Linked DNA regions of Mus musculus: all the other regions are linked to region 1. Evidence: chromatin loops called from intact Hi-C (ENCODE). Cell type or tissue: left cerebral cortex. All regions are shown on one strand. Each heading gives the region's core, and the rest is flanking DNA. Links, peaks and the distances in the headings are about the cores only. Region 1 overlaps Oxr1 (oxidation resistance 1). Region 2 has its middle 15 kb from the start of Gm41312. Region 3 has its middle 63 kb from the start of Gm41312. Region 4 overlaps Oxr1 (oxidation resistance 1).

What was found. A loop is a pair of places that touch in the nucleus more often than their neighbours do. Peaks named below come from ENCODE experiments on the same cell type or tissue, not always from the same donor. Only the 100,000 strongest peaks of a DNase experiment are listed, where the experiment ranks them.
Region 2: a loop joins it to region 1, with 2.9 times the contacts of the local background. A loop is called at or near these places in 2 of 42 quality-filtered maps.
Region 3: a loop joins it to region 1, with 7 times the contacts of the local background. A loop is called at or near these places in 2 of 42 quality-filtered maps.
Region 4: it touches region 1 in a loop (5-fold over the local background); 3 of 42 quality-filtered maps call a loop at or near these places.

Annotation. Positions count from the first base shown.
Region 1 is chr15:41,484,373-41,492,780 of GRCm38, forward strand. The region is part of intron 1 of Oxr1 (oxidation resistance 1); the gene reads left to right. Among named protein-coding and RNA genes, the nearest start is that of Oxr1, 41 kb to the left of the region's middle. In left cerebral cortex, for the core only: no CTCF peak of the experiment used is centred there; DNase peaks (open chromatin) are centred at 4,837 and 5,806; H3K27ac peaks cover 2,680 bases.
Region 2 is chr15:41,328,298-41,336,705 of GRCm38, forward strand. No RefSeq gene overlaps it. Among named protein-coding and RNA genes, the nearest start is that of Gm41312, 15 kb to the left of the region's middle. In left cerebral cortex, for the core only: no CTCF peak of the experiment used is centred there; a DNase peak (open chromatin) is centred at 4,353; H3K27ac peaks cover 1,500 bases.
Region 3 is chr15:41,375,961-41,384,368 of GRCm38, forward strand. No RefSeq gene overlaps it. Among named protein-coding and RNA genes, the nearest start is that of Gm41312, 63 kb to the left of the region's middle. In left cerebral cortex, for the core only: no CTCF peak of the experiment used is centred there; a DNase peak (open chromatin) is centred at 3,883; H3K27ac peaks cover 871 bases.
Region 4 is chr15:41,612,969-41,621,376 of GRCm38, forward strand. The region is part of intron 2 of Oxr1 (oxidation resistance 1); the gene reads left to right. Among named protein-coding and RNA genes, the nearest start is that of Oxr1, 170 kb to the left of the region's middle. In left cerebral cortex, for the core only: no CTCF peak of the experiment used is centred there; a DNase peak (open chromatin) is centred at 4,596; H3K27ac peaks cover 2,587 bases.

The DNA.
Region 1 (8,408 bases), core at 2,311-7,310:
ATTTCTCTGGTCTCATGTTTCACTGATCCATGACATTTTGGTCCCACTTTTACTCTCTGTTCTCATTTATGTGCATCTTCCTATAGAATGCAGATTTCATAGAGGCACAAATGAGAACGTGATTATAGGCTACAGCTCTACTGGGTAGAGAGTAAGTCTATGGTTATAGTTGATACCCAGGAATATTTTAAAGGAATGGTTTGAATTCTGAAAGTATTGTCATGAGGTTAATAAATGACCTAACTATAAATATTCATCTGTGTATAAGGCCACTGCTCTCATGATTCCAGTCATGGATAAAGTTCTCAGAATGATACATCTGAGAACAAAGGTGATAGGCAACACATTCACTGTCTGAAAAGGAATGATAGTGGTGGTAGGGTTTCCCACAGAAATGGAAGCAAAAGAATTCATACCAACATGTAGAGCAGGTTTAATGAGAAGCTCACATTGTTATGAAGGCAGAAAAATTCCACTTTGTGCCGTCTGCAAGATGAGGACCAGAGGTGAAGATCAGAATTTCCTCTGGGCACAGGGGTTTATGGTATTAGTCTTGTGCTGAGTCCAGAGGCACAGGAACCCAAAACACGAGTGTCTGAGGGGATGGATGTCACAGCTGAGAGAGCAAACACACCATTCCTGTTGTTGCTGGGTTATTGGTTCGTTTTTGTTTTGTTTTGGTTGTTGTTGTATCTAGACCTTCATCTGATTAGATGAGACTTTGATACGGGCAGTCTTCTTTACTCAGACCACCAACCCACTGTTTAATTATTTCCAGAAGCACTCTTACATATGCACTAAAGCCAAAGTCTTTTCAACCATCCTGGTGTCTCTAGCCCTGCTGTGCTGACACATACAGTAACCGTGACTCCAGCTCCCACTCTAATCAAGTACTAGTTGGGCAGATCTCAGAAATGTAGGGCTAAGAATCACTCCCTCTTTCTTGTGATTTGGCAAATTCCTTCTTGTTGTCTGCTTTCTATTTAGATGAATACTCTAAGAAGGAACCTGCACATGAATATCTATTGAATAAAAAAGCTTTTGTGTGTATCTATTGATTAATGCCTCAAAGCTCATGTTTTTTATTGTAAGGCTGTAATTCCCTTGCAGAAAGTATCTTGCAAAAACTCCTCAGTACTAAAGATCTATAAAAGGAAATTGAAAGTAACTTAAATGTATATTTTTGTATAGCAAAATTAAGTACCCAATACTTAATTACTTCTTCTCTTATTATTTATAAATAATAATAAATTATTTGTGTTTTGACAGTAAAAACACAAATATTTCCTAGTGTGATATGTGATATGACTTACATTGAGCTACCATGAAAATCTTTACGTTGACTCTAGGAAGTACATGTAAATATTGACATGGTCTCTTAACAAGAAAGAATTGCTCTAATCACTTACTAACAGATGCGATTTGTTTTTTTCCCATAAAGTTACTGTTTTTTTATACGTAAATTAATTTTGTTCATTAGACACATGCAAATGCACACTTTTGATCCAAGGGCTTCCTGTAGTAGATTACTTCTTAAATTCACTGTCTCTGTCATCAAGCAATTCAATCCACTTAAATGAAAAATAAGTTAGGATTAATGACTGGAACCAAAATTTTAAAGCTTAGAGCAAGTGTGCCTTTAAGGAAGTATAGATCTAATGAAAATACTTTAGCTATGGACCTCATTTAGAATATTATTCACAAAATGAGCCATCCACTCTTCACATCTGTGAGCAAAATTTAAATTCTTTTTTTAAAATTTTTATCGGTTATTTTATTTATTTATATTTCAAATGTTATTCCCCTTCCAGGATTTCCCTCTGTAAAACCCCTATCACACCTCTTCCCCCCTGCTTCTATGAGGGTGCTTCCCCACCCACTCACTCCCTCCTCACTGTCTTAGCAAATCTATCCATGTTTTCCACCCTTCCTAGTCTCCTTCCAGACCTTACCTTACCTTTTTCTTCCAAGTCCTTTCCCACATTCATATCTTTTAGATTTGTGACCCTGTGAGTTTAGCTAGGGCTGTTTATGTGACTGCAGGTTTGAAGCTATCTACTGGGCCCTGCTGGGCTCACCTAGTAGGTACAAAATGGAACACAATCAGTCCCCATCTCCAATGATATACATGTAGCCATGAGTTCAGTAGGGTGACAGAGGGTCCTATGAGTCCTCCTACTATCCCTGACTGCTGAGAGATGCAGTCTCCTGCAGGGCAGTGACAGGCAACTGAAGCTGTTGTGATTCTTGGTTGCAAAGACTGTCATTCCCAGGATTGCACCACCGCTCCACCATCTTCTGGATCTTAAATTCTTTCTGCAGCCTCTTCATTGATGTTTCCTGAGCATCAGAGTGAGTGGTGTGTCTTGTTTATTTATGGCAGAACACTCAAGAGTGATTTGTTCTCAGTACCTCCAGCAGAAGTAACGGCTAACCCTTTTGTTTAAAGGTCACCAGTGTGCACTTGTCAGAGGGAACAGAGGCTGTCTTGCTTTTCTTGGGAGTCTTGGACTCGCTGATGCTGTAAAGAGTAGATTTCATGTAACTTTAGCATGTTTTCAAACTAATCTAGCTGGACAACCAGGTTTTGTTATGTTGTTTTTCTTACTTCATGAGAAGTAGTTCATGATGATTGTCAAACAGCATCCTGATGAAATCAGGGTAAACAGCTGACCTGAGAGTTAGCTCAGCCTGGAGCCAGCTTCACTCTCAGTAGGGATTACCTGCAGGAGGAAATAGGAGTGGGCATGGGAGAGCATTTGCTGTAGTGCAGGGAATATCTTCCAGGCAGACCCAGTCAAGGAGTATTCCTTTCCTATCACGGTGGCTTCCTATAGCACACTATTCAAACTGAAAGCACATTTGTGTGCAGTGAATGTCACAAGGAAATTCCCTCCTAATTACATGTCGTTCATTCATTTAGTTATTCTAGCACATGATTTTATCTCAACATAGAAACACCCTCCAAAATATTACTGCTCTCATGGGACTTATATTTGTTACTTTAACATTATACAGTTAACTGGATTTTATTTTAATTAAAATATAATTATATCACTTTCTCTTTTCTCTCTTCTCCCACCCTTTTTATTTCTTCCCATTCTCAGGTTGTTGGCCTCTCTTTGGTACACACAAACACACACAAACACACACACACAAACACACACACACAAACACACACAAACACACACAGGCACACACACACAAACACACACACACAAACACACACACACACAAACACACACACACACAGGCACACACACATTTATCTGTTTTAAGAAATAAATTTCTGATTCATAAACTACCTAGTTTATGTTGATTTGTTAGAGGAAGAGCCCACATAGATGAAGAAGACATGTCACATTGGTCTGTGTACCAGAGTACTAGAGGCAGCTTGGTTTGGATGCCTTTAACTCAAACTTCCTCACAAGATCATTTGCCAGTCAAGCCTGCAGTTGTACCAAGATGGCAGTGAGGTGTCTTCTACGCCATCCATGGTGCTGGGTGTTGGCTAGAGACTTTTTGGTTCTTTCCCTACTGGAGATCTCCATGTGTCAGCCTGGCTCTCACAAGTGTGATCAATTCAATAAAAGATGACATATCTCAGTGCCATCTATAACCTGGCTTGTGATGACACATCCTCTATTTCCTTGGAGAATAGTTAGCTATTCATTTTGGGAAAAGAAACACAGGAACATGAACATCAGGCACAGAAGTCACTGAAGGTCTTTCTGTAAATTACTGCCACTCTGGAATGTATCCAAGCTCCCTCATTCATTAGCTTGCTCTCTTATCCCAGCTTGTCTGACCGGTGTTGGCACTTTCAGGTGAATTCAATCTTGTAGTATTACTCAGGAAAATTAAAATCAAAATATTAATTTTTGAAAGATATTCATAAAATTAGATCAACCCATCAGCCTATATGTCTCAGATGTATTATGAGTTCATTTGGCAGCTAACTCGGCCATCGTATAGGGGTCCAATGTAAAGTTAGCTTTTCTGTTGTTAATTACAGGGCCTCACATTATACATGTGCTTCAAATGGGTAACATATGACATCCACATGGAAGTTCTGTCTGAAGGGTCAATCCTCTGACCTACACAGAGAGTATGTTGGAGGAATTTCCTCATTAAAAATGCAGCCACTGGCAACAGTGGCACAGGGGCAGGAGACCATCAGAAAGCTCTTGGAAATGACAGGTTTAGGGAAGATGGGAGGGGTTTTGATTCTTTTAGTTTCGGTGTGTATTTCTAAATTTTTATTAAATATTGAAATAGTCACAGTACTAGGTGAGATGACTTTATGATGGTTGAATATTGGCCTCCTCTTGTTGAGAAATAGTTGCCTTCCTTCATGGTGTGGAGTTAAGATTCCATCTTGTAAAATATCCTAAGTGCATATTTTTTTGGAGAACATTGTCATTTCAGTTTTAAGTTCACTAGAAACTGATATAATTAGGGTACAGCATATTCTGTCCTGCAATAAATTTTAGAAACATGTAAATGAGGCACACTGTTTTCCATGGTCATTTGATTTTCATTTCGTTGTTTGGAATTTAATGAGATTTTCCTAATTTGGTGGCCAGGGGTTGATGTTGCCTGTGGATGGATTTGACAGCAATTTCAGCTATCAATTGCTGGGTACACAATGCTATTTTGTGATGAGAAGGAGCCACCCTAATCCAATAGATTTTATTTTTTACCACTGTTAAAACAAATTGAGTTCTTCCAACTATATCATAGCACAGAAATATATTATATCTATGGCAGGAATCCATGGCCAAAAAAATGTGATGAATATTTTTATGGAACTAAAATAGTGGATGTAGGTAGGAAGTGTAAGACTCCGTGCCATATGCTGTCTCATCCAGCTCCCCACTGCGCTGCAGTGGCTGAAATTTCATTTCAGCATACACCTTCATACCCCTGCCAGAGGATATTTTTGAACACCGAAGACAAGAGTAATATTGCTTTCTACTAGTGATTAAAAGTAAAATGCTTAGATGGTTGTTGTTTTGTTGTCGTTGTTTTGGTCAACTTTTCAGTATAGACTTCCAAGAGGACTGTTGAATCTCACTGTGTGCTTAGAAATGGTTTTAATCTTAAGAATTAAAAAAAAAAAAAAAGAAAAGAAAAGAAAAAAAGAAAAGAAAGAAAAAAGAATTTTACTGTCATTGACTTTTGGGAAAATTTGAGTATGTAAATAAATGGAATTTATTAGTTCATCAAAGAATATATGAAGATCAGGTGTTACCAAATGGGTTATTTTTTTTAAATCCATTATTTCAGAGAGCCATTTTTGTCTATTTAGGAAGGGGTCCCAAGGCCAGTGTCTATGAAGTACACATTGTACACATTGGTGGTTACTATTCCTGATAAAGAATGGACTCTCAAAATGGATGTTGTAAACTACAGGCAATCTCACTTGTACATAGCTAATTCTAAAGGGAAGGCAATATCTGATATGTTAACTGGTGATGGAACTGAATATAATATGTTCCAGTCTAAATTTAGGTTTCATTACTGCTATGTTCAAGAGACTGAGCCCAGTGTGCCCATTGACTGAACTGAAGTTAAATGCATAGAGAATTTGAATTCTTTGGCTTTTCTATAGTGTGAACTTAAATGATGTTCAAAACATGTATAGAATGAGTCATTTGAGTTTCCTCTCTGTCAGGAAGTAGGTGAAGAGCTTTGTAGTCAAGACCCTATAACTGATAACAGTGGGGCATAAGGAGGCTTAAGTAAGTGACCTAAGTTTCCATAGTCAGCAGGTGACACTGAAGGAGGAGCCTAGATCCTGCCCAGGGCTGACTTCACATAAGCTCTCACTCCGGGTAAATAGAGACAGATATAGGATGCTAACAGCCTGTTGTAAGCCATGTGCTCATCAGAGAAAGAAGGTGATGATTTAGATGAAAATCCTGGAACCTTGCCTGGATTTTGAAAAGATAGAACAGAATAATATGTAGAATCTCTCAGTTTTATCCCTGTAAGAGTTTTGGTGTTGGTGATCGTATTTGAAGGACTGAAATGAAGGGCAGCGAAGGTATATATCTGAGCAATTAAAATTGATTTTGGGTTTTTTTTTTATGTGTATGTGTGCCTTGGCAACATGTAGGCTTGTGCACCTCAGAAGTACATGATGACTGTGAATATCAGAAACAGACTGTTAATGAAGTTACAGATGGTTATGATCCACTATGTGGATGCTGGGAATCAAACCCAGGTCTTCTGCAGGAGCCTCCAGTGCTCCTACCCACTGAGCCATCTCTCCAGCTTTCCTAGGCAGACATTTAAAGTATTTAAAAATGTATTTTGTCAGAGTTGTGGGTTCTTTTTGGGTTTGTTTCTCTTTGTAAACTCTCCAGCTGTCATTTAATAGGGAGGTATTTCAGTATAAAGGGCATGTAGAAAGCATATATTATTGGACAAATAATATCTATTTTTATCTCCCCTCTTTTGCAGTTTTAGTACTATGTTAAATTTCTGTTTGCTACTGAAGTTAACTTGGCATAGCATATTTTAAATATTAAGATAAAATGGCTGAGGATTTTTTGAATTGCATAATGTTCTCCTAAGTTTATTGAAGATCCTTAAAGCCTCAGTTAACATTTTGCATCAAATTATTTTTTAATATCAGATTTGAAGTTCTACCCATCTAATAGTTTAGCAATATTTGTAAACACTCCCATTACTTCACAACTAAGACATAATCAATAGTCCGTTTAGAGTCAAAGCAATATGGCAGAATCAGAGAATAATGGCGTAGGACCTACAGTTAGAATTCAGTAACCAAGTCTGTGCATTGTACCCTGGCTTCTAACCCCAGCTCTTGTGTGGCAATAAATGAAATCAGAGAACATCATCTTCACCTATACTGAATGCTCGCTTTGCTTCCACAAAGAGTAAATCTAGGTGAAATTAACTGGAAAAAGGATCCAGAAAGAGTAGATGGTAAAAGACTATAATGTATGTAACTGAGACTTTGACATGAATTTTGAAGGTATTATGCTGCGCATTGTGGCATGGATTGGTAATCTCAGATAACATGAATATTGAAGCAGTAGGATCAAAAATTCAAGATCTTATTCCCAACACAACGTAAGTGAGCATGATGCTCTATACCTGTAATCTGAGTAGCTGGAAGACAGACGCAAGAACATCAGGAGTTTGCTTATAGAAGACTGAGGCCATTCTGTTTTACCTTCAACATCGACTCAAACAAGCAAACAGACAAAAACCCAAAGCTTTTTGCTTTATTCATTAGATATAGTCACACATGGACTAATAAAAATATCTGGAGACCTTAGTTTTCCAGGATGGAATATCTACAAAATAATGACATACTTTATACTTTGAATACTTCCGTCAATCTTCATTAAAAAGAACATTCACTGGAGACATCCAGGGCTGTTTGGAAAATCCTGCCACATTATGTTTTATGTAATATCTGCTGTCTTTCCTCTCTTGGTTGCTGGAGATTCATTTACTTACTGTAATGATCCTAATGAAGGTAGATAGTTAAACTCACAGTATTAAATCATATTACTCTTTCTTTGTTAATGTGCATCCCTGTAAGGATTCAGAGTTAAGCTGCTCTGGTACAGGTGAGTCTAGGGAAGTGGGTGGCTCAGTGTATTTGTTTTCTCTTTCAAAAGATTAAAATGAGTAACTTCAATTTTTAAACATTATTGTGGACAGTTTTTTTTCTTTTTTAATGAAATTTAATCTGAACATGATTAAGAATACAGATTCAATAGTACTTCATTTTGGCTCAAGTGGACATTCTGCATTTAAGATTTGATTTTAAATATAGATCAGTTTATTGATGAATTTTACATAAAGGCTAATCAAGCTTAGTGTGGATTTCTCACTGGCTCTTGACCTAGATGACTTTCTAGCTAGGATGCCATCAGAGCACACAGAGACACGCAGGATGAGGAAGAACGGAACGATCCTCCTGTACACATCAGAGTGCTTGCTGAGAATTCCTATTTTGAGCAGCTCTGGAACTCAGCTGCTATGGCAGGACACCTCCGTTGTACCCTTCTGTAAGGGACCTGCCATTACTCTCTCTCCACTGACCATTTTTCCAACAAACACCTTTTAATAGCTCAAGAGTTTGTGTTGTTGTTAGCTAACCTACTAAAACTGAGAAACTAGGTTTGCATTCATCTATACAAAGTATATCCAAAAACCCTGTCTTTCACTTGTAAATTCGGATACTAGAAAAAAAAAAAACAAAGAAAATGAACTAGTTATATAACTAATCAAATTAGATGAGGAACAATAAGGTTAATATATGCCAAGAGGCCACAGCAGATAAACATGGCTGTATTAATCCACAGTAGTCCCTTTTGCATAATTTATGTATCCTGAGTATCTATACTGCTTATATACCTACA
Region 2 (8,408 bases), core at 1,555-6,554, 160 kb before region 1:
AGAGGAGATTGGGTAACATGAAGCAAAAAAAAACAAAAAACAAAAAACATTAATTTCAGGGTCTGGTAGTCAGAATCATAGGCCAAATTTATTGGAGTTTGTTATAATAACTCACAAAAATTATTTTAGCTGTTTGATGTCTTTAATTTAAAATTTAAAAATATATCCAGGAGGAAGCCTTAGTAGCTAATATATTCATGTCTTGTCATTTAGAGGAAGAGCTGAACTAGTAATTCAATCCACTAAGATTTGTTTTAGATTGACATTTTTAGTAAGTCACATGAAGGCTGAAGGCAAATCAATACAAATTATATGATTCCAGTTTGAAATCCTGAAGTACTTCCAGCTCAACTGCATGTTGATCAGCAACCAGTAAAGTCAGTTGTCACTGAGGTTCCCAAATGGGTGAGCAGCATATAAAAGTCTTACCAGTTTCAATTACATACAATTTTGCTTAGCTTATTGTATATATCTACTAATTAAAATGTATGATTGGAGAGAATTTTTCAATAATCCAACTAAACTAAAATTTTATTTATCTATATTTTCTAATTTATAGTCATTCTGAAATTAATGTTTGTGTTGGCTTCCACTGTAATGAACACCAAAGAGTTTGTCAAGCTTGGACAAGGACATCTTTCACCAGCCATTTATAGACCTCATCTCCAATCCAAAGTCAATTTGAATAGTTCCATATTTGCATCTTATAAATGAGGTAAATGAGAACTTGGAAGATAAGGTAAATTTTCTGAATGGAACAAAGTTACTGGCCAGTTTAGTTTAGAAGTTTAAAGTCCTTTGACCTCTTAGCTTCCGTAATCTTTACACTAATCAACCTTCCAGTAAATTCTGATACCTGCTGGCTAATGGGGTTTCAATATTGCTTTTGTTTTTGTTTTGTTTCAGGGATACAGGGGTTGAGGGAATGGGTGAGGAAGGACAGGAGAGGATCTGGGAACATTGGGTGTAGTCTTGGATTTTTTTCCACAACTTACTTTATTTGGGGTTCTTAAACAATTCTACATCCCTCTAACCCACCAACCAGAGGTAGGGGAAAAACAAGGTTAATAAGTAAAGGTTGTTGGGGACCAGTTTAGAAGTAGTTCCTTGGGGCTATGCTACTCTTCATGGTCAAGATACCAGCAGTTCTGTTCAGTAGTAAACACCAAACACCAATCAATAGTGGCAGCAGCCTGATTCAGCAGAAACAGCAAGGTTCTGCTGAGTCTGAATGAGTCAGCAAAAGCTGTCAGAATTAGCCAGAATGCCCCGAGAAGTTCTTTTGTGCATATGCTTTCTATGAAGTGAAGACCAGTAAAGACCAACAAAGACCATCAAAGACCAATGAAGCACTGTACCGCAGAGCAATGCAATAGCATCCTCTCACTGTTTATGGGGTTCCATTTATATTCTTTCTAAACATCACATGCCTTCTCAAGTGTCTGATTTCAGCAAAATATCACATGCCTTCTCACAAGACACTTTCCAGAAAAACATCATGTGACACAACTGAATTGATAAAGAAACCAGAAATTTCTACTTCACTGGGAGAAGAGAAAGTAGGATCAAAATATATTGTATGAAAAAAATTAATAAAATAAAACAAATAACTTGCAATAGAGTGGGACTTGAGTCTGTCTTTGGCCTTTTCTCTTTCTCTGTTCTGAAATACAATACAGGGCTCAGGGATACCTGGAGATCCCATGCCAATTTCTCAGGGGAGATCCCATCCCTCTGAGAAAGCACAACACACAACTGATCTGGATAAAAGGGGACGGAAAGAGAGCAAGGACCTGGAGAAGGGGTAGAGGCAGGCAGACAGGAGCAGAGCCAGAGGGCAGAGAAAGAGAAGTGAGGCAGAGAAGGACAGAAAAGAAGGACAGAAAGGGCAAGAGAGAAATGGCCAGGAACACTTGGGAACAGAGAAAGAGAACTGGAGTAGGAAACAGTCCTTGTATATGCTGCCCACACCTGGCAGTGGCAGGTGATTGCAGCTGATGATGATGCAATCCATTGCTAGGACCCTGGGAAGAGCCTAGTGGAATGTTGTGTAAGCCAACACTCTACCTCGTATCCCATCTCTTCTCCCTTCTCTGCTTTTGCCTTCAAAGTGTCGTTGAGTTGGCCTGTGATATGTTATTCTCCACCAGTAATATGAGCCAACTCAAGTCAGATTAATGTACATAAAGGCAGGTTTATTGTGAATTCACTTTCAGGCTGGCTGAAAGACAAAGACAGGGAAAAGAGGCAAAGAAAGAAATAAAGTGTGAATGGAGAGAGAGAGGGAGAGGGAGAGGGGGGGAGAGAGAGGGAGAGAGAACAAAATTTCTATATTATATAGGGAAAAGTTTCAGAAGGAGTGGAAGCCAAGCCCCTGGGCTGAAGAGTTCAGGGTTATGGGCAGGGTATTCCAGGTAAGGACTAAAGGATGCTGGGAAAACCTGGAGCCCAGGTCTACTTTGGTACATTAAATATGTACTTCAGATATTTATCCATATCGGAAATCCAACATCCAGTATGTATAATCAGTAATGTATCTAATCACAAAAGAATTAGGAATGAAGTTACATTACTTAGAGTAAATACTACATGTTCTTACTTTATCTTATATGTTCTATTGTGCCTCAGATTATCTCATTCTAAAACTGCCAATTTTACTTAGGAAATTATTATCTATTTCTCTTTTCTTTTTTTATTATCAGGAGTGTTCATTTTCTAGGTGTCCAACTTAAAGTATCTTCATGTCATTCACAACTCTTTCTCATATCACCGTTATACAACATGCACACACAACTGCTTACCAAATTCAATCATCACTCCTATCTAAAATGACAGTCTAACTGTTAAGTTGGTTTCACAGACCTATTAAAAAATCTAATAGACAATCATTCCCTACAGTGCATTGATACACAAATGTACATAGGGTTTCACAGAGGTCATAGATACCATGAAACAGAGCCTCACTCCCCAGACTCAAAACCTTTCTCTTCATTGAGCATTTTCTCCTTCTGTGTCAGATGTTGCCACCCTTTCTGTCATCTTTTATCTGCTCTTCCTTTTGTCTCAAGTATATTTATTAAGAAGATTTAAATATAAACATTCTAGAAGAAACCTCGGAGCATTCCAAGCCCTGGACATGGCACCTTGCAGTCAGCACACAATCTGCAAAGAATTACATATGCCCTATGTGTCTCTTCCCAGCTCAGTCCAGTGATCTCAGATGGGCAGATTGGTTTGAAGTCTCTATAGTGAAGGACTGTAAACCAAACTGATTTCTATTATATAAAATTTACCAGCACAATACTGCCTGTATTTTCAAAGGCTCATGTTTCACATGGCCTAAAGTCAAGTTTTACAGCATGTACAACCTCTATAATCTATCCTTAAACTTCATGTCTAGCTCATTTTGCACCTTTCTCTGTGGACTGTATACCATAGTCCCATAATTCAGAAGCACACTGGGCTGCTTTCCCAGTTGGCTTTTCGCATCACAACACAGCATGTGCCAGGCTCAACACCAACAAACCCTCCTCTTAATGCCCACATCTGCTTTACCTAGTGTGAACCAAAGCATTGACCTTTCTTCCATCTCTTTCACTCAAAAATCCATCCATATTTAGAGACTAATAACAACACTTCACTCTTCTCATGGCCTTTACCAACTGTTTAAAAGACTTTTACTGAGCCCCAATCCAGGCATTGACAATACAGCTCTGTCTACTCTAATTTTATTATAAATTCCATCCAGGCAGTGACTGCATTATTAGATTATCCAGATTTACCTTCCATGTATAGATGTTTCTCTATTATAGACATGATATGCAATAAAGTTTGTTGAATTTAATCAAAAGCCTTTCTGGTTCTTATACAATGCAATATTCTTTGTTTCCTCTTATTTTTCAGTACTAAATACCAAACCCAAGCTATCATGAATTCTATTCAAACACTCAACCACTGCCTAACTCATTAGGTAAAAGTCTAGGCAATAAAACAGGAATGAATGCTAAATATGTGCCGCTGCTAAGATTCAGACAAGCTGAACAGTAGATGAACAGTGAGCAGAGTAGAAGCCTATGCCTTTAAGTCAAGCAGACAACCTCTGGGTAAGTAATCCCTTGAAGGTTAATTTGTAGCCTCTGTTTCTAACATCATTTGATTCTGAGCTGTGACCTCCTACTGAGGACAGTTTTAGACCAAGTTACTTTTAGAAGCAGGTCTGAGGATCTATGCCTTCAGCCGGCTTTGGTGGATATTAACTGAATTAGATATAACATCTTCCCTGTGACTCATTCCTCACCAGAGTCAGGAAGAAGTATTATTTCTATTCCTAAATTCCCAAAGAGGAAAGTAAGGCAAGAGAGGACTGTGTGGTTTGCTTCCATTCAGCATGAAATGTGGGTAGCATATGTACTGACACAAAGCAACCAGACAGAGCTTTAATTGCTCATCTAACCTCCAGAAAGAGTCACCATCTGTGAAATTCTGAAGACTGTAAGATTATAAAACATGACAGAAAAGCTGAAAGCACCAGATAAACCAAGTACCTAGTCACCGATCCTAGAAAGGATCCACAGGAAAATATGACTTACCAGGTCAAGTCAGCCAGGAAAGCAGATGGTCTAACTGCAGACCTCTACTACTCCTCCTGCTCCTCCAAAGCCCACAATCTCATCCCTGCCCTTTCTCCCACTTCCAGAAGATCACACAGATCTCCTCCAACCTCTTTTCTGACTCAACCTATTGTCCCAGCTCCCAACCCCAACAGGCATTCCTGGAGAACCCACTACCCCAGCCTGCCAGAGAAACAAGTAGGCCAGCAAAGTGGATAGGTGAGCTTCAAATCTTCATTTAGCCTCTTCTCCTCCAAATGCAACCCCCAAGTCTCATCCCCCAACTATGTATCAAACTAGGTATTTTGCCCTCTCCACATTCTTTGCCCTCGATCTCAGGTAATAAGCATATCCTATTGGGACACTCTGCTTCTCTGCCTCCTGTGGATCCCCTCCACTGCTCTTCTCCAACTCATCCCTATACCTGTCAACTCCCTACACAGTCCAGCCTGACCATGATAAGGAGGGTGTGACATGGTTCCCACCCGTGGAACAGTCAGCAGGGAGTGGGCCTACACGAGTGTTGGTGGTTGCTGTGGGTGTAAGGCTTGTTTGTATAATAATGTACACATTTTCATGTTCCTCCTTTGATTAATGTCCTCTCTGACAAGATTAATGACTCCATGATAATTAGAGACAGCAGGAGTCTGGGAAGCAAGTGTGTGCCTGTGATAGAATATCAGGAAAATGATAGAATGCTGTGGCCTTAAGGAGAGCCCGTAAGGCTGCCAGAAAGGATGCTGAAAACATGAGTTCAAAAATATACAATTTCTCAATGATGTGAAACAAAAGGATGCAGTATGAATTGTAAAAGGAGCTTCACGGGTCTAAAAGAACAGTACACCATGAGCCAGTTTGTCAGATTGATACAAAAATGGCAGATAAAAAGACAAGCAGATGTATGAGTTTAAGGTCAGCCTGGGAGAAAGGCAGTTGAGGTCCAGACCCAGGTATGGTAGGAGTGGCAATTTCAAGGAGGTCCTATCCAGCTGGCTTATCATCTGTGTTTAACAAAGACAGGTAGATCTCTGAATTTTTTGAAACATTTAAAAAATATGGAAATAAAAAACTTAGGAACTAGCAGGAATTTCAGAGGCAAGTCTCACTGACAGACACAGGAAGCAGAAGAAAGAATCTCAGGCATAGAAGACACAATAGGAAAAATTAATACCTCAGTCAAAGAAAATGTTAAAGATAAAGAACTCCTGACATAAAACATCCAGGAAATGTGGGGCTCTATGAAAGACCAAATTTAATAAAAAAATAGAAATGGAGGAGACAAACCCATGTGAAAAGCACAGAAAATATTTCCAACGAAGTCATAGAAGAAAATTTCCCTATCTAACCTAAAGAAGGATAGATAGGCCTATTAAGATATAAGAAACAAAGCAAATAGAATGTACCCTTCCCCCCAAAAAAAATCCCCACATTCCCCTCGACACATTACAACCAAAACACTAAACATGCAGAATGAATAGAAGAAACATTAAAAGCTGCAGGAGATGAACTAACATATAAAGTCAGACCTTCTAGAATAAGAACATACTTCTCAGTTATGACTAGACAGCAGGAAGCTCATGCACAGTTGTGCAGATCTAAGATACTGCTCATGCTAGTCCAGCTGTTAGAACTAGCAAAACCTGCAATCACAATTGATGGAGAAACTAAGATATTCCATGAGAAAAAAAAATTCGAGCAATATTCATCTAAAAATTCTACCTCACAGAAGGTGTTAGAAGATGCTAGAAGAAAAACTTCAACCTAAAGAGGTTAACCATACCTAAGAGGACACAAGGAATAAGTAACCCAGAGAAGCAAGTCAAAAGAGGGGGAAACACACACACACACAGAGAGAGAGAGAGAGAGAGAGAGAGAGAGAGAGAGAACATTACCACCACCAGCACCACCACAACATCAACAATACATACAGGAATCAGAAACACTGCTCATAGATAACTCTCAAAATCACTGGTCTCAATTCTCCAACAAGAAGACAGAAACTAACAGAATGTATGAAAACAGGATTCACCCATCTGCTTCACCTTAATATTAGACATAGATATCACCTCAGGATAAAATGAAGGAAAATACCTTCCAAGAATGAATCTAAAAAGCAAGCTATTGTAGTCATTTTAATATCTCATAAAATAGACTTTAAACCAAAAACTAATTGAAAGAGATAGGGAAGGAAACTACATAATCATTGAAGGAAAATTCTACTAAGAGAACTTTGTAATTCTTAGCATATATGAAACCAAACACAAGGTTCATAAAAGAAACATTACTACAGCTTAAATTACATGTTAAGCCTCAGAGACTGATAGTGGGAGACCTCAACACCTCAGTCTTGCCAATACACTTGTCACCCAGACAAAAGCTAAACTACAACAACAAAATTGTTGTAGCTAAATGATGTCACAAACCACATGGACTTTACAATCAAACACAAAACAATATACCATTTTCTCAGCACCTCATGAAACTATCTCTAAAATTGACCACAAACATGGACACAAATGTAGTTTTAACAGATAAAAGGAAATGGAAATAACACCCTGCATCCTATCTGACCATCATGAATTAAAGCTGGACACCAACGACAGAAACAACTGAAAGCTTACAAACTGATGGAAACTGAAAATCTTTTGCATGGCAAATGGCACTGTCATGTGGACAAATCAGCAGCCTATAGAATGGTAAAATTTTTTTTACCAATTACACATCTATTAGAGGGCTAAGATTTAATATATTTAAAGAGCTCCAAAAGTTAGTTATTACAAAATCAACTCAATTAAAATTGGAGTACATATTTAAACAGAGAATTCTCAAAGGAAGAAACTCAAACGGTGGAGAAGGACTTAAAATGATGCTGAATATTCTTAGTCATCAGGGAAACACAAATCAAAGCTACTTAGAGACTTCATTTTACACCAAATGAAATGGCAAAGATCAAGAAAACAAATGACAGCTCATGTTGATGAGAGTATTGAGTAAGGGGAACACTTATCCATTGCTGGTGGGAGTGTAAAAATTATACACTCACTATGAAAATAAGTGTGGCAGTTTTTCAGAAAGACGGTAATCTATCTATGTCAAGATTCAACTGTACCACTATTGGACATATACCTCAAGAATGCTCCATCCACCAACGATGTTCAATGTTGTTCAACTAGGTTCATTGCTGCTCTAAATAGCCAAAAATTGGAAGCAACCTAGATACCCTTCAATAAGCAAATAGGTTTTAAAGGGTGGTACATTTTCTTAATGGAATACTACTCAGTAACTTAAAATATGCAATCATGAAAATTTCAGCTAAATGGATGGGACTAGAGAAAACTAGTCATCCTGAGTAAGCTAACCCCAATCCAGAAAGACAAATATGGTCTATATTCCCTTCTATGTGTCTATTAGGGGTTAAGTCAATGATAATCAAGCTATTATCCATAAAAACACAGAGGACAGGTATAGAGTAAAGTACTGAAGGTTGGGACATATATCTTTCAACTAAAAGAAACTAGAATAGATCATTCTGAATGTATTGACAAGAAGAGAGGAATTAGAAGGTCAGGATCAAAGAGGGAAGAGAAGTGAAAAGGGGATGAAGGAGGGATGTAGGAACAGACAGCTAAATTTTATGGCCATTTGAGGGGTAATATTGGACCCTAATATAGTAGAAGCTTCCTAAAATATATACATGTATGAAGGTGATCTAATGAAACCACCCAAATAAGATGGGGAGTGACAAAGCTTCAGTTAGACATTTCTTGTCATAAAGCAGTTTCCAGTAATGTTAATGGG
Region 3 (8,408 bases), core at 1,447-6,446, 110 kb before region 1:
AGACTCAAAGTGCTAAGTGTACAGCTATAGGCACTAAACACACATTTTCAAAGTTGAGAATATTTAAATGTCAAGGAGTTTGGCACTGGGACATCTGGAGCTGACACTGTTAGCCGTGAATCTACATCCTGGTTGTAAGACATTAACCACTGTTTACAACTCAGTGACTCATTTATCCTTTTCAGCACTGGTAGGAATTAATCATCATGCATACTGCCCAGAGAGTTTAGAAACAAATGAGCGGTCTCCATCTTATCTTGTACATGTGATCAGATCTTAATTACTACCAAGGACAGTGACATAAAACTGTTAATCCCCACAGTCAGCACCTTAGAGGCTGAAGGACTGCTATCCTGTCAGTACTGCAGGAAGTATGACAGGAGGGATGATAAAGGGATAGGAATGGAGGGGAAAGGAGAGATTACATAAATAAATAGATAGATAATTAAATTAGTTAACTAATTAGATTTTAACAACACCCAAATCAACATTAAATGGTGATCACATAATAATTAAAATAAATACTCAGATTCTACTCTGTTCTATTCGGCCAAACCTGTCTTTATCCCAAAGTCTGGTTGTTATTAGTTGTACCTAATATTATTCATTAACCTCTTTTATATTATTTATTTTATATTACTTTATGTACTTCCCTTATAGAACAATCAATATGTCAAATACCTTATAGTACCTTGTCTGAGATTCTTTTTTGTAAAAATGTCTCCAGTGAATTTTAGCAGATAGCTGTCAAGCTGATGTTGCAAATTCTGTCTAAAAATGGACCTTTCAGAGCCATCACAGTGCCTCAGTGAGTGCAACAACCTGCTGTCTCCAGCAAGAAATGTCAAGGAAAGGAGTCAGGGCCAGATGCTGGAACAGGATGTTACAGGAATGCAAAGTGAACATTCTAGAAGGTTCTCTCTTTGCTCATTAAATGGGTCTCACAAAGATTACTTCCGCTTTATTGTTGTTAGTTTTTTTCAGTAACAAAAGAATAATCACTTGAGAGATGTTTTAAAGAATTCGTATTTAAACCTGTTCTCCAATTGTACTGAAACTCAAACAGGAGCCATAGCTCCTCTTTGGTGGATAAAGAGTAGAATGTTTCTGTCTTCAAGTAATATTCAACATGGTCTTTCTTCCTAGAGTGATAAACAACTTTTAGCATTTCAAAGTTCTTAAAACATTCTATGGTAAAGTGATTGATCCCTGTTCTCTCTCCTAGACTTTCACAGATGTGTTTGGCCAGAGAATACTTGCACTGTTTACAATTGACTCTGACTATATTTTCTGGATCTCTCTATCAGTGAAGCATGATACATGAAGAATACAAAAGAAAAAAAAAAAAGAATATAATATAACACAAGCAAGCCAGAAATCTGGTACACAGAATTTGTTAGGCCAACAAGGATCAAAGAGACTCAAATTCCAGATGATAATCCAAATGTCTGAGTCATTTTAGGCAAAGTATCTGTCTACTAAAAAATAAAAATCTGAAACACACACACTATGAAACATATGTAGATAAGCTAGGTCAGAATTCACAGTGGGAGTCTTATCACTAAGCCCTGGGTTATAGTAAAAGTTAGGACAATTATCTGAGCACCCTTTTCAAAAGATGACATGGTCTGAAGACATGATTTGGTGATCAAGATTGGGCAATGCTCTTGCTGAGGACCCAAGTCCAATTCCAAGCACCCATGTTTATTATCCTACCATTATCTGTAGTTTCAGTTCCAGGAGATCTAACACCTCTGGTCTCTGTGAGCATCAGTACCCACTTGCACATACCACACATAGTTATGTGCATATGCACATAATTAAAATAGAATGAACATTTTAAAAGTTACATATGAATGGACTAGGAGAATAACTTTCTGGTTAAGCATGGGAACTTAAGTTTGATCTCTTGTACCCATGTAAAAAAGCCAGGAAAAATGATAACGCTTACAAAAAGGACATAGAAGGATCCCTGGCTAGCTAGCTAACCCAGCTGCTCTGACAAGCTTAAAAAAGTACAGTGAGACTAGAGTGATGGCTCAGTAGTTAAGAGCACTGGCTGCTCTTCCAGAGGTCATAACAGCTACACTATGCTTCACACCTGTTTGATGATCTCTTCTAGCCCTTATGGGCACCAGGCATTCATGTGATGGACAGATAGGCAAAACATCCATGCATATACTAAAGAAAGAAAGATAGAGCAAGAATGAGTGAGAGAGAGAGATGTGGATTCCACATTGTGAAGCAAAGCATATGAAGTTGTCCTTGGTACAACACACATGTCCACCTACATACACACAGGAACACAAACATACACACATGTACACACACACTCATGGACACATACACATGCAGACATACATGCAGACACACACACACACACACCACAATATATGCTGAGTTCCGATATAATTAGTGCTGATATGTCACCAACTTATGGAGCCTAGGGTTAGAATAACAATATGAACTCAATATTTTAAAAAATCCTTTTCTAGCTCAAAAGGAATTGAAAGCACACATTACTTTAAGTAGACGAATGTATGTTTAACTCTTAGCTTCTTTTCTGTCCTTTACACTGAGATAGCTTGACTGTTTCATACAGCTACAATCCTCAGACAACAGGATTTAAGAATAATCCTGATCAATACTCCAATGTTCATTAGTGAGAATAATATGAAGGTAAGTCTGTTCAGACAGGCATTCCATCCTGATCTATGAACTGGATCACCACCTTTCCCTTAATGTCTTACACCCCACCCTGCCTCTCTGCTAATGCTGTAATATCTCTAGTCTGTGTGTTGATTCCAAACCTCTTTCAGGCAAGTGGATAGACGTACGCCACCATCTCTGAACCAAAGAACAAGCAGTGGCTTCTTTGTAGGGGCTATCCTGAGAAGTTAGGGTTGCCAACAGGGGGAAATTAGAGCAGAGCCAGCTGCAAGGCTGGTCTGATGCTGGTCCGCTGAAACACCAAGTTAGAATCCTCCAACCATAACACATCGAGCAAGGATCTCCTCAAAGCTAGATAGTCCAAGTTAAGAAGCAGATCTACTTTCTCTTTCTTTCTAGAAGTCAGCCTAAAGAGTTTTCCCTGCCTGTCTCGGCTATGAGAAAGGGCAAAAATGAGTAGAGGGATCCAGGATTTCAATTACTAATGACCAGCTCCACAGAGTCAGGCCACTGTAACACAATGGAAGCAAGTTTTCCTTTTAAGATATTTTGAATTTCTGTAGCAATTCTCATTATTTTCAGATGTGTCGTATAAGAACTTTAACCACCTGCTGTAGCTCTCTACTTCATCAATAATCAACATTTGTTAGTAGCTCATTGCATGGGCTCTGCTTGAAGCCATTTCAAAGATAGAATGCCTGTCCAGAAGATGTACTACTGGGACCTACATTTCTAACAAAATGAAATGCAAAATCTGCTGGGCCATTCGCTTGCTGATCTTCAACCGAGGCCTTGATTTATGTGTCCAAACTTATTCCATGTCAGGATTTGTAAAGATCTGTGCTCTACCTTCTATCGTTGTCTGGATTATACAATAAGCCATTAGCCATTTTTCTTTTTTAGAATCGTTAAATTTTACAGATATGCCTATAGAAAATTCTCCAGAGCCATCTAATTTAGACTTTTACAGTGTTTTCTGATAAAGTTCTAATTTTAAAACTTGTCTTGGAAATTTATGCTTAACAGAAATAAGAAAGTTTTTAAATTTTTTTGAGTCTGAGTACGAACCTGGCCTATAAATTGGAGGAATAAAAAGAGGCTGCAAACAGTGGTGGTGGTGGCGGAGTCATCAAGCTGCCACACTCTGTATGTGTTCCTACTTGCTGAGGATGATCGTATATTATGCTGAGGGTAACACTTCAGCTTCTTCCTGTGAACATGATCTGCCAAAAGTGCTACCAAAAAAGAATACTGTTCTAGAGGAACCCAAAGTTTATGTGAAAAATTTAACCTACTTATAATTTTAGTTGTTCGCATGCGGTTTGTTGAAGAACAATTACTTCATTGTACTTTAAGCAGTCCAGTGCCTTTGGGTGGCATGCAGTGCTGAGCTCTGATGTGCTTAGCTTGAATTTCAATGTTCTTTTTTCTGTGACATTCACGGGGACATCCCTGCTCTTCGGGGATTAAAATTTCAGTCCCAAAACTTAGACCAACACCCAGGCAACCAAATAACCAACTCTTTCAAAGGGCCCATTTCTTACCCATTCTGCAGATGCAGGCACAGTAGTTTCCCCTTCTCCCATGGACAGATCATATTTTACTACTTTAACAATCTGATGGACTCAAATGGAATCTGAAAAAAAGTTGTCTTGGTCATGCCTCCTTGGGTCACATTTTGCTAATACGGAACTTTAATTATAACTAGAAACAAATAACTAAGACAAAGTACACATTCGAGATTGAAGGGATTGAATAGACTTCCTAAATTTAGGAAAGCAAAGACATATTAAAATAGCCTACTCTGTAGTAGTTTATGCATCCAGTATACATTTCTTATACACAATCCCTGAACTAGTCCACGCAGCTTGTTAAGATACAACAGTAAATACAGCAAGTAAAGATACAGCTAGTAAATACAGCGAGTACGCTATTCTCCTTCATGCTGCTCACGCCTGACTAAGACCCTCCACGTGTCTTCTAACACATCCATTCACATGGGCAATTCAGTTAGTAAACTCTACTTCCTCATTTTCTTTCTGTTTATAACTATGGTAAAATGAAGCCCTTGAATTAGATGGCATCAACGATTTCTGTAGTACGAGAGAAATTAAGTCTGTCAGAGATGGCTGATCTAATGGGGTCTTCCCCAAGTACCTTTCAATTCAACAAAAGCAACTGTAACTTTCATTTAGCTATATCAATAGTGAAATTATTTTTATTAACTTAAAATATTTTATGGCTTTTTGATAATTTCTTACATTATTTAGTTATTTTTACCCTCCCTCCCCTAGCTCTTCGCAGATCTACTTCCTTTTTTCTCTCACCACTCAAATCTGTGTCTTTCTGTGTGCCTTCAAGGCCAGTGCGTGGTGCCCAAACATTCTTGGGTATGTGGTCTTCTACCAGGTTGTTGTCACATACCATGGCTATGTTCTTAGGAAAACTGATCTTCTCTATCCTAGCAGCTAAAAGCTGCCCATAGCTCTTTGCCTAGTGGTGGAACTTATATCCGACTCCCCTTTCAATGTTGGCATACGGTCTTTCTTGGGCCTGCATAATTCTTTTGCATGTTATCAAAAGTGTTGTGAATTCATATGTACAGATACTCTGCTGGATACAGAAAACTCAGTTTCCTTCTAGTCATCTTTTACCTCTGGCTCTCACAATCTTTTTGTTCCCTATTCTATACTGGCTTCTAAACCTTGGAAGGTGACAGTCTCCTGTGAGGCTTTGCCACTGCCCAGCAAATACAGAGGTCCCCAATGAAGGAGCCAGAGAAATACCCAGGGAGCTGAAGGGGACTGAAGTCCCATAGAAGGAAATCAATATGAACTAAAAAGTACCCCCAGAGCTCTTTAGAACTATACCACCAATCAAAGAAAACACATGGTGGAACTTGTGGCTCTAGCTATATATGTAGCAGAGGATGGCCTAGTCGGTCATCAATGGGAAAAGAGACCCTTGGTCCTGTGAAGGCTGTATGCCCCAGTATAGGGGAATGCCAGGACCAGGAATGGGAGTGGGTGGGTTGGGGAACAGGGGGAGGAGAGAGGGGATAGGGGATTTTCAGAGGGAAAACTAGGAAGGGGGATAACATTTGAAATGTAAAGAAAGAAAATATCTAATTAAAAAAAATAAAAACCTACAAACAAACCAAAAACAAACAAACAAAAAAAAATGGGATACAGAGCTAAACAAAGAATTTTCAACTGAGGAATACCAAATGACTGAGAAACACCTGAAAAAATGTTCAACATCTTTAATCATCAGGAAAATGCAAATCAAAACAACCCTGAGATTCCACCTCACAACAGTCAGAATGGCTAAAATCAAAATTTCAGGTGACAGCAGATGCTGGCAAGGACGTGGAGAAACACTCCTCCATTGTTGGTGGGATTGCAAGCTGGTACAAACACTCTGGAAATCAGTTTGGTGGTTCCTCAGAAAATTTGACATAGTACTACAGGAAGATCTAGCAATACCAGTCCTGGGCATATACCCAGAAGATGTTCCAACTTGTAATAAGGACACATGCTCCACTATGTTCATAGCAGCCTTATTTATAATAACCAGAAGCTGGAAAGAACCCAGATGTCCCTCAACAGAGGAATGGATACAGAAAATGTAGTACATTTACACAATGGAGTACTACTCAGCTATTAAAAACAATAAATTTATGAAATTCTTAGGCAAATGGATGGATCTGGAGTTTATCATCCTGAGTGAGGTAACCCAATCACAAAAGAACTCACGTAATATGCACTCACTGTTAAGTGGATATTAGCCCAGAAACTTAGAATATCCAAGATTCAATTTGCAAAACACATGAAACTCAAGAAGAAGGAAGACCAAAGTGCAGATACTTCATTCCTTCTTAGAATGGGGAACAAAATACCTATGGAAGGAATTACAGAGACAAAGTTTGGAGCTGAGACTGAAGGAAGGACCATCCAGAGACTGCTCCACTGGGGAATCCATTCTATAAACAATCACCAAACCCAGACACTATTGCATATACCAACAAGATTTTGCTGACAGGACCCTGATATAGCTGTCTCCTGTGAGGCTCTGCCAGTGCCTGACAAATACAGATGTGGATGCTCACAGTCATCTATTGGATGAAAAACAGGGTCCCCAATGAAGGAGCTAGAGAAAGTACCCAAGGAGCAGAAGGGGACTGCAACCCTATAGGAGGAACAGTAATATGAACTAACCAGTACCCCCAGAGCTCAAGACCTCGATGCACATGTAGCAGAGGATGGACTAGTCAGCCATCAATGGGAGGAGAGGCCCTTGGTCTTGCGATTATATGCCCCAGTATAGGGAAATGCCAAGGCCAGGAAGTGGGGAGTGGGTGGGTTGGGGAGCAGCAAGAGGGGGAAGGTATAGGGAATATTTTGAGAGGAAACTAGGAAAGGGGATAGCATTTGAAATGTAAATGAAGAAAATATCTAAAAAAATTAGTGTCAGGGTTTGGTGCTTGCCCATAGGATGGGTATCAAGTTAAGCCAGTTATTGGTTGGCCATTCCCTCAGTCTCTGCTCCATCCTCCATCCCAGTATTTCCTGAAGGCAGGTTAAATTTGGGGTATAAAGTTCTGTGGGTTGACATCCTCATTGCTCCACTGGGGTTCCCATCTGGCTATAGGAGGTGGCCTCTTCAGGTTCCACATCCTCACTGCTGTGATCTCAGCCTAGGCCACTCCCATTGACTCCTGGGATCCTCCCTCATCCATGGGTTTCTGGCACATCTTGGAGATGCCCCTCCTCAACCCTGTCAGACACAGATTTCCATTAATTCTCATGGCTGGCCATCTCCCTTATCTCTCTGTACATCTGATCCTGAATCCACCATTCCCCTCTCCTACCAAGTTCCTTCCCTCCATCTTTGGATTATGACTATTTTATTCCCCTTTCTAAGTGAGATTCAAGCGTCCTTGCTTGGGCCTTTCTTCTTGTTTAGCTTCTTTGGGTTTGTGGAATGTAGCATGGGTTTCCAGTATTTTATGGCTAATATACACTTATAAGCGAGTACATACCACGCATGTCATTTGGGGACTGTGTTACCTCACTCAGGATGATATTCTCAAGTTCCATCCATTTGCCTGCAAAAGTCATCATGTCTTGGGTTTTGATAGCTGACTAGTATTATATTTAATAGACGTATCCGATATTCTTTATCCATTCTTCAGTTGAGGAACATCTAGGTTGTTTTGAATTTCTGGCTATTATGAATAAAGTTTCTACAAACATAGTTGAGCAAGTGTCTCAGTGGTACAGTATGGTATCTTTTGGGTATATATCTAGGAATGGTATAGCTGGATTTTGAGGTAGAGTTATTTCCAGTTTCCTAGAGAAACTGCAGAGTTGATTTCCAAAGTGGTTGTACAAGTTTGCACTCCCACCAGCAATAGAGGAGTGTTCCCCTTTGCTCTACATCCTTGCCAGCATGTGTTGTCCCTTGAGTTTTTGATCTTAGCCATTCTGACAGGAGTAAGATGGAATCTCATAGTCATTTTGATTTGCATTTACCTGATGAGTAAAGACTGAGCATTTCTTTAAGTGTTTCCTGGCCATTTGACATTCCTCTGTTGAGAATTCTGTTTACTTCTCTATCCCATTTTTTAAAGTGGTGTCTAACTTCTTGAGGACTTTCTACATTTTGGATATGAGTCATACGTCAGCTGTATGTTAGTGAAGATCCTTTCCTGATCTCTAGGCTGCTGTTTTGTCCTA
Region 4 (8,408 bases), core at 1,489-6,488, 130 kb after region 1:
AAAAAAAGGCTCCAACATCCTACAAATAAATAGACATTGATCTTCACGTATGCATGAATGTACATGTACCCTATAAACTGCAGCTTCATAGTATCAAATAGACCATTAAGTGCCTCAGACATCCTAACTGGCAAAATGTTGAAACAACTTCAACTGATATTTTATTCATATCCCACTTGGTAAGCTAGAGTATGCTCACTTAAGATCAAGTTATCTATTAATTTACTAAGTGCTTGCACCATAGCAGAGTCTGTGCCCAGCAATGGGGCCCACTGCTAAGCAAAATAATTACTTCCTTCTTCCTTGCTTCCAGAAACTTATCGAAGAACCATCTTCTCTCCTCCTATGTTTGCCTAAATAGGTGAAATATCTTCTGCTTCCTATGTAGCATCTTTCCCTAGGGGGAAGATGATCCTGATTTTTGAAAAAACATAGGCATATCAGTCTTATGGTTCTTATTTTCTTAATGTTTATGCTATGACTTTGCCTCACTTGTGCATACCAGGTTTTTACTACTGTATCAGTTTCTCATTTTTTTATTTCTCCCCTCACTAATGTAATAAATATATTGCTTGTGATATGTGGCATTTTATTATCATTTTATCACAAAGTCTGTCAAAAATACATCATTACGGCAAGCTTTCAACAGCTGTCATGAAGAAGCTGCAACTGGGCAAGATTCATTCACAGGTGTTCTGTTTTCTTTTACGTATTTGGTTTACTTTTATTTTATGTGCCTTGGTATTTTGATGGCATGTATGTCTCTGTGAGGATGTTGGATCTCCTGGAACTGGAGTTACAGAAAGTTATGAGGTTCCATGTGGTTTCTGGGAATTGAATTCATGTCCTCGGGAAGAACGCCAGTGCTCTTAACTGCTGAGTCATCCCTCCAGCACCTGTCCCATTCTCTTTAAAAAAGCATAGATTATTGACTATTAGCTGACTTGTACGCACAATAATTCACTATGTAGCTATCCTTTTAAAGAGTTTCCCGTTTGGTGCCTGTGTTATGTAAGCAAAGGACTATGTATGCAGAGCCACGGTTGATGAGCAGACATGGCCCTAGTAGTATAGTTTCCAGTGTACTCCTTACTATTCACCCTGAAGTTACTTTCAACACCATTTCATTTCATCAGTGCTTTGACAATGAGAATGGCCCAAGCCATGGAGAAGCTCTTTCATGCCCGGAAATATCTGCAGACTTTCATTATCCTGCTGAAATTGCCTATGCCTTCAAAGGCTGCCATGGCCAGTTTCCACAAGCAAGAAACAACACTTCTAATACATTATTTTCTCTTACCGTTTGTCTGGGGATATTGGTGAAGAACAAACAATCCATGAATTCTAGTGCGACACAGAGATCCATTTCTCATTTGCTAATACCTGTCATTCTAAGACATTCCCATCTAAACACAGCCCTGGTTTCAAGAACAACATTAATAATGATGACTGCTGAGTTTGGAGGCAGAATATAAATGTTGCGATTACCTCTTTCTCATACCTGTGCAAAATCAGGACTATTGATGGATGAAAATTTTCTATAAATATTATCATTTTATAAAACCAAATTAATTTTATAAAACGTTACAAAAGCATGAATTTCTAAATTATTACTGTTCTTAATGTGATCATTTAAGAAAAAGAATTGAAGAAAGACAGAATTCTTCCCTTTGCTCAGAAAGGAAAGTATGCACTCTCTAAAAAAATGACTGGCAGATAAAATAAAACCATGAAGGTAAAGAAAGAACTGTCTCAGATATTTAGTGTAAATACTTATAACAGTGTAACATATTTTACATTATGTATTTATTATATACAAATAGTACAATAAGTTAATATGCATGAAACTCAAGAACGAAGACCAAAGTGTGGACACTTTGCCCCTTCTTAGAATTGGGAACAAAACACCCAAGGAAGGAGTTACAGAGACAAAGTTTGGAGCTGTGATGAAAGGATGGACCATCTAGAGACTGCCATATCCAGGGATCCACCCCATAATCAGCTTCCAAACGCTGACACCATTGCACACACTAGCCAGATTTTGCTGAAAGGACCCAGATAGAGCTCTCTCTTGTGAGACAATGCCGGGGCCTAGCAAACACAGAAGTGGATGCTCACAGTCAGCTATTGGATGGATCACAGGGTCCCCAATGGAGGAGCTAGAGAGAGTACCCAAGGAGCTAAAGGGATCTGCAACCCTATAGGTGGAACAATATTATGAACTAACCAGTACCCCGGAGCTCTTGACTCTAGCTGCATATGTATCAAAAGATGGCCTAGTCGGCCATCACTGGAAAAAGAGGCCCATTGAACTTGCAAACTTTATATGCCCCAGTACAGGGGAATGCCAGGGCCAAAAAGTGGGAGTGGGTGGGTAGGGGAGTGGGGGGGGGTATGGGGGACTTTTGGGATAGCATATGAAATGTAAATGAAGAAAATACCTAATAAAAACATTTTTAAAAAGTTAATGTGCAAGTACCTATGTGTTAATTATGCATCTTATGTATACATATAAGACAGAAGTCAATGTCCACTCCAAGGAGAGAAAACTAAGGGGACATAGGGCAGAGCACTGCATCTTACAGTCTGTTCATCGGAGAGCAGTCACATTTGCCCTGTGTTGCCTCAGCTGAAGTAAAAGCCACTTCCTTGCAACTTAGTGGGTGGATTTCAACTAACAATGAGGAAGTGCTTTGTCCAATTCAGATAAGGCCAGGGTAAACATCTTGGGAAGTGATAAATTCCCTTTCTCTAGATAAATTTAAATATGGGAGGATTGAAGGAGGGTGAAACATTGAGCGTGAGGTTTAAATAGATAACCTTTAGACGGGATTTGAGACCTAAAAAGACTGGATTCATGTTGATTATGAGTTTCTTTATTTATACCTGGACAATAATAATACCTCTCTTACATTTCATGGGTCGTTATGCATGGCAGAATAGCTGCTGCAAGCTAAGTGTCCCCAAAAATATAGAGAATGAGTATTTCTGTTGCACTAAAGGAAGTTAATAATTAATGAGAGTGAATAAGACCTGACTAATACCTCAGTTATTCATTAGTATCTGTATGTAACATCCGAATTAAAACACATAAAAGATATTTGAGAAGCCTTTTGTTTAGAGCAAAGGGCACTGACTCACTTTACAAAATGGGTTTCCTGATGATATCGTTTCCCTTTGTATGAATTTACCTAACTTTTTAAGTTGGTGACAGTGTGTTACTGCTGTGATACATGTAAGATCATCCATTCACTCATAGACTGGATTTTGGTGTGTACGTAAAGCCACGAGACTTTCTAGTGGATGTGCAACATACAAAAGTATAAATAGGACACAGTGTTGTTCTTCACAATTGCTATCTGTGCATTAAATATGTCACCGTTTTCTCCTACCTCCACTTCCATCTTTGTCCATTCATATATTCTTCAATGCTTCTGTTAAACTTGGGGAAACACAGTTGCTTCCCTGAATGAATAACAAAGGCAGTGCTTTGGTTGTGATCTCTGAATGTGTAATGAGGGTCCATGTCAGGAGGTTATCATTCTAGTGAGAGCAGTTCTAGTGTCAGCAGCAGCAGCAGCAGCAGCAGCATTTCTGTTGTTCTAAAAGCACTCCATTTATTAAGAAGCAAACAAAACTCATCCCGGTAGGTCCTCTGCATGGGTGGATTTGCCATGAAGAGCACTGCATCCGGAGTTAGATCCCGCGGTTCTGACTCCTACTGTTTTGTGACCTTGACTTAGGCTTAATTGCATTACACCCAATGGTTCTCATCCCTAGGGTCAAAATGATAACCTATCAAAGTCCATCTGAATGTTTACCACAATTCAGCAATGGTTGGTGAAACAACCTACGAATTCCTTCCTTGAATGCATAATATTTTTCTATAACTTCATTTTTCTTCTTCTTCTTGGCAGTTATCATTTCTATTTTGTGGATAAGAGATTTCTATTGCAGAGGATTCAAAGTGATATGAGAATGTCATGGGAGAAGCCATGTTCATTCTTTAAAGTACTTATTTCTTTATATCAGTATTTTATCTAATTTAGAGAAACAAAATCAGCAGAGAGGAAAATATATGGAGAGAAGCTGAATGGCGACTTTAAATCAGTTATTAGCCTCTCCTTACTTAAATGACTCTTGTATATGACTTTCAATTACAATAGTCCCGAAGTGGTATTGGGAAAGGATTCAACAGAAAATGGGATTTTTTTAAACCAATTTTCAATTTAATCCACCTGGCAAGTGTTTGCATTTTCTGAGTTAACTTAGCCATCAGTTAAAGTCTGTATTTCCCAATAGCTTTTTCCTTGGAAGCAGAGCTTCATTAAATAGCTCAAATTGGTATAGAATTTCCTATGTAGCCTAGGAAAGACTTAATCTTCTGATGGTTTTCTCTGAAGTTCTAGCATAATGTGAGCCTCTACAGCCTGCCCAGTAGCCATGTATCGTTTAGAATGAAGAGAACCTCATAGATGTGTTTGGATCCAGCACTGAAGACCAATAATGATGCAATAAAATGTTCTTGTAGCTTTCCCTTTTCTTTTGGACATAAAGCGAAGTTTGTGTGGCAGATTGGATGTGGGTGTGAGTGAAAGAGAGGACTCTAAGATATGTCCAAGTATTTTTGCCTGAGCAGCTGCAAGGATGGAGTTGCCATCAGCTGAGATGGGAAAGGTTGGGGGTGGAAAAGCTTGAAGGAAAGAAAGCTTATTCTGGGCACATTATGTTTATAATGTCCATTAAGTAGTCAAACCGAAATGGAAATGTCTAAGTTTTTGAGGCTTTGGGAAAGGCCAGGTTTAGAGACAAGGTTGTTAGTTGTCAACATGTAAATATTACTGATAGCCAGGGCTTAAGGTAATAGGCTTCAATAGAAATGAGACCAAGGTGCCCATTCTCTGCTCTTAGGATAGCTGGGGCAGTGAGATAAGATAGAAAAATGAAATGATTCAGGTTTAAAAGGATGAAGTCAAAGTATCCCAATTTCCAGACAACATGATACTGAAAGACCCTAGAGACCCCAGCTAAAAACTCTTATGTCTGACTGTTTTACTTTCAGCTAATTAGCAAGATGGTAAGTCAACAAATTAGTAGTCACACTATAATCCACTAAAAATAAGAAAGAAATTAAAGAGCACATAAGAAGAAAAGGCCTTTCATGTTCATGGATAGGACAAGTCAACATTACAAGGATGTCTATGTTGACAAAGGGATCTACAGAGTCAGTGGTAGAGATCAAGATACTTCATCTCAAACTAAATTACAAAGCCATAGTAACAAAAACAGCCTGGTGTGGCACAAAAACAGACTTGTAGTCCATTAGAATAAAAGAAATAATCCTACATAACTGAAGCCACATAACCTTCAGCAAAGCTAAAACATAAAACCATATACAAAAAAAATGTACATTCTTCAACAAATAATGAAGCAGACAGCTAAAACCAAGAGCATCTGCTTGCAGAAGAATGAAACTCTATGCACAGTGTATAAGATCATTAACTGTGGACCTGGTAATTCAGGAGCAATATAGGTTCCACAGATCAGAGCCTAGAATTTTCTCAGTGCTCTAGGTTTTTCATTGTTGAATGGTCTTCAGCGCAAAGTAATGATTCTGATTTTCATATACTGAGGTTATTTTGGTATTTTCTAAACTTTGCACTCAAAAAAGTTCAGTAAGATTCTGATCACTGAATTAAAATGATTGGCATATAATTAAGGAACGCTGAAGAAAAAGATAGTCTTGTCTTTACCACATAGTTTGAAATAATTTGAGATGTAGAGGAATGTTACAGAAATATTTCTCATACTCCCTTTGACTCAGCGTCTTCTAATATTAACATCTTATGTGACTATAGTTAGATTACTGAGACATGGGAATCGGCACGAGTGGTGTTCTGTTAATTTGGAATTCTGCTCTATTGGAATTTCAGTATTTTATCCAGTTTCCCTTTTCTGTGTTTTTGATCCAGTTAAGAACCCTACAATGCATTATCTAATGCTTTCTTAGTAATTCCCCAACTCCACCATTTTTCTCTACATTTTAATGACTTTGCTTCTTCAATGAGCAGTGGTTATTTTATAGACTTTTGAATGTTTATTTATGATTAGATTTAAAAGTCCAATAATATATTGGATATATTGACTAGTATGCATTTGTTGAAAAATTAGTATTGTGCCATAAGTAATACTTATGTGCATTTATAGTTATATATATTACATGGTTATGTACATTTTTAGATATATAGATATACATATTATTTTAAATATTTTCAGAGCAATATTTAGCTGCCATTTTCCCCAAGCTAATTTATTGAGATTTTCTATTTATAAATAAAAGATGAGTTATTAAACTAAACAAAAAATACTGTATAGTTCTATGTTTTGAGAAATATAGTGAAACAAACATTTGACATAGTACTTAAGTCATGGAAGAGACATATTTAATTGTATTAATTGATCCTTTGGGTTGCTTCAATATCGCTTCTTTTTAGGGATAAACTCATATTCTCTCTTCACCTAAATATATATTTGATTCTTTTAATGTAGCTATGTACATAGAAAAGTAAGTAGTCTCTGGGTTATATGGGCTACCAGATGGCTATGCTTTTTCAACTGCCCTTGTTCATCTTAGACTGTAAGGTATTTTTGTTTACTTATTTTCTATAAAAATCTAAGTAGGAAAGCCTGGCAAATTTTATTCCACCATCACTTTTAAAAATATATGTCACTACCCTATCCTATAAAATCTGCTTTTCACTAATTTCCTGTAAAGTTTGAAGTGTTTGACAGTGAAGTTTGGACTATCAGGAAACAGAGAGAATATTCTCTCAATGGGTTAACTAGATTCCTGTTTGGAAATTCTCTTCGAGCATGCCAGCTTTCTCCCAGCCATAAGGCGGGATGAATGTAATACCAGGGCACAAATAGGCTACTGCCACCACTGGACACCTGGTAACGCTTCTGATGATGGTGATTAAATAAAGGTCAAAGAATATCACTGCGCCCTAATAGTAGGCATCACGCAGCCTGAGCGGTTCTCGGGCTGCCTTTGAAAAGACTACATGAAATGTGTTTTGTTTCGGCAGCATATGCTCTCATTAAGCATCTCAGGGTTTCTGTAGAAAAAGAAAACAAATGCTAGGGTTTTGAGTACTCGATTGTAGGTTTAAAGGATAACTAAGTGTAACCTTTTGTTATGTAAAATAATAAAGTCGAAGATAACCAGACTCTCTTTTAACATAAAGTATATATCTTTCCGTTTTCTAGAAGGCTGCAAAAATCTATCCTGAAATGTGTTGCTTAAGAAAGGGAGGGGCGGGGGGAGATTTTGATAAAGTGGAATTTAATAGAATGTAATTTCAGTAGAGAGTGCAGAGTTTTTTGAGCAGAATTATTAGGAGCTATACTAACATGGTACACAAAATATGTCAGTGTTCTTAGTGCAATGGCCGATTGTTTCATTGCTCTGCATTTGACGATAGAGTTCAATCACAGAAGGTTCACTTAGAACTTCTCTGTTCAATATCATCGGGAGAAATTCAGTCAGGGGCCCTTGCTTTCTTCTGCTTTCTACCTGTGCCTTTGTCTGCCCTAAAATCACTCGGTGGACAGTAGAAAAGCATTCAACATCAGAGCTGAAGACTGATTTTTTTAAATTGTAGTATGAGATCATAAATCTAGCAAGAAGTATACACTATATGTTTCATGTGAGTCCTCATGTTCCCTGAGGACTATAACATAAGGGTTGTACAGAATGCCCCAACATGCACATATAGGGTAAATATGAATCCCATGTGCCATGATACACATTGTTGTTCTGACCCCACTTAGGGATTGCAAGATTTTCAACACCTCACCATGGAGAGCGGTGTAGGATTCCACAGAGTGTTAGTGTGATAACTTCCATGCCTCAGTTTCTTCACTTAAGATGAAAAACTATACATTCTAGACTCAGTCAAGCAAAGTTTGTATACATATAGAAGCAGGGATGGACACAGCTGCCTGGCATGGCCAGTGTAACTTCATTAGTGCCTGTGATAGTAGTGATGCGGCTTTCTGTATCTACTTGGGAGTTTTGTAAGAATTAAATGGGAAATTGAGGTGAGGCTTAGTGTATTTCTGTTGGCACTAGCTGCTTCTGTTAAATAGTGAGCCTGTACTGTGCCTGTGTTCTGCTACGATGCTGTCCACTGGGCAGAAGGCTGTCAGAATAAAAACAAATAAAGGGAAAGGCATCTAGTGATTGGCACCTTTATGATAGCATCCACGAAGTCAGTGATAATACCAACCTCAACCTGTTGGAGTAGTGATAACTAGGACTTATGGCCTTCGGGAGGGGGTTCTCCAGGTGAGAGGTTACCATCAGCCTGCTTTCTATTAGTGACAGTTCTTTAAAGACTGAGTGT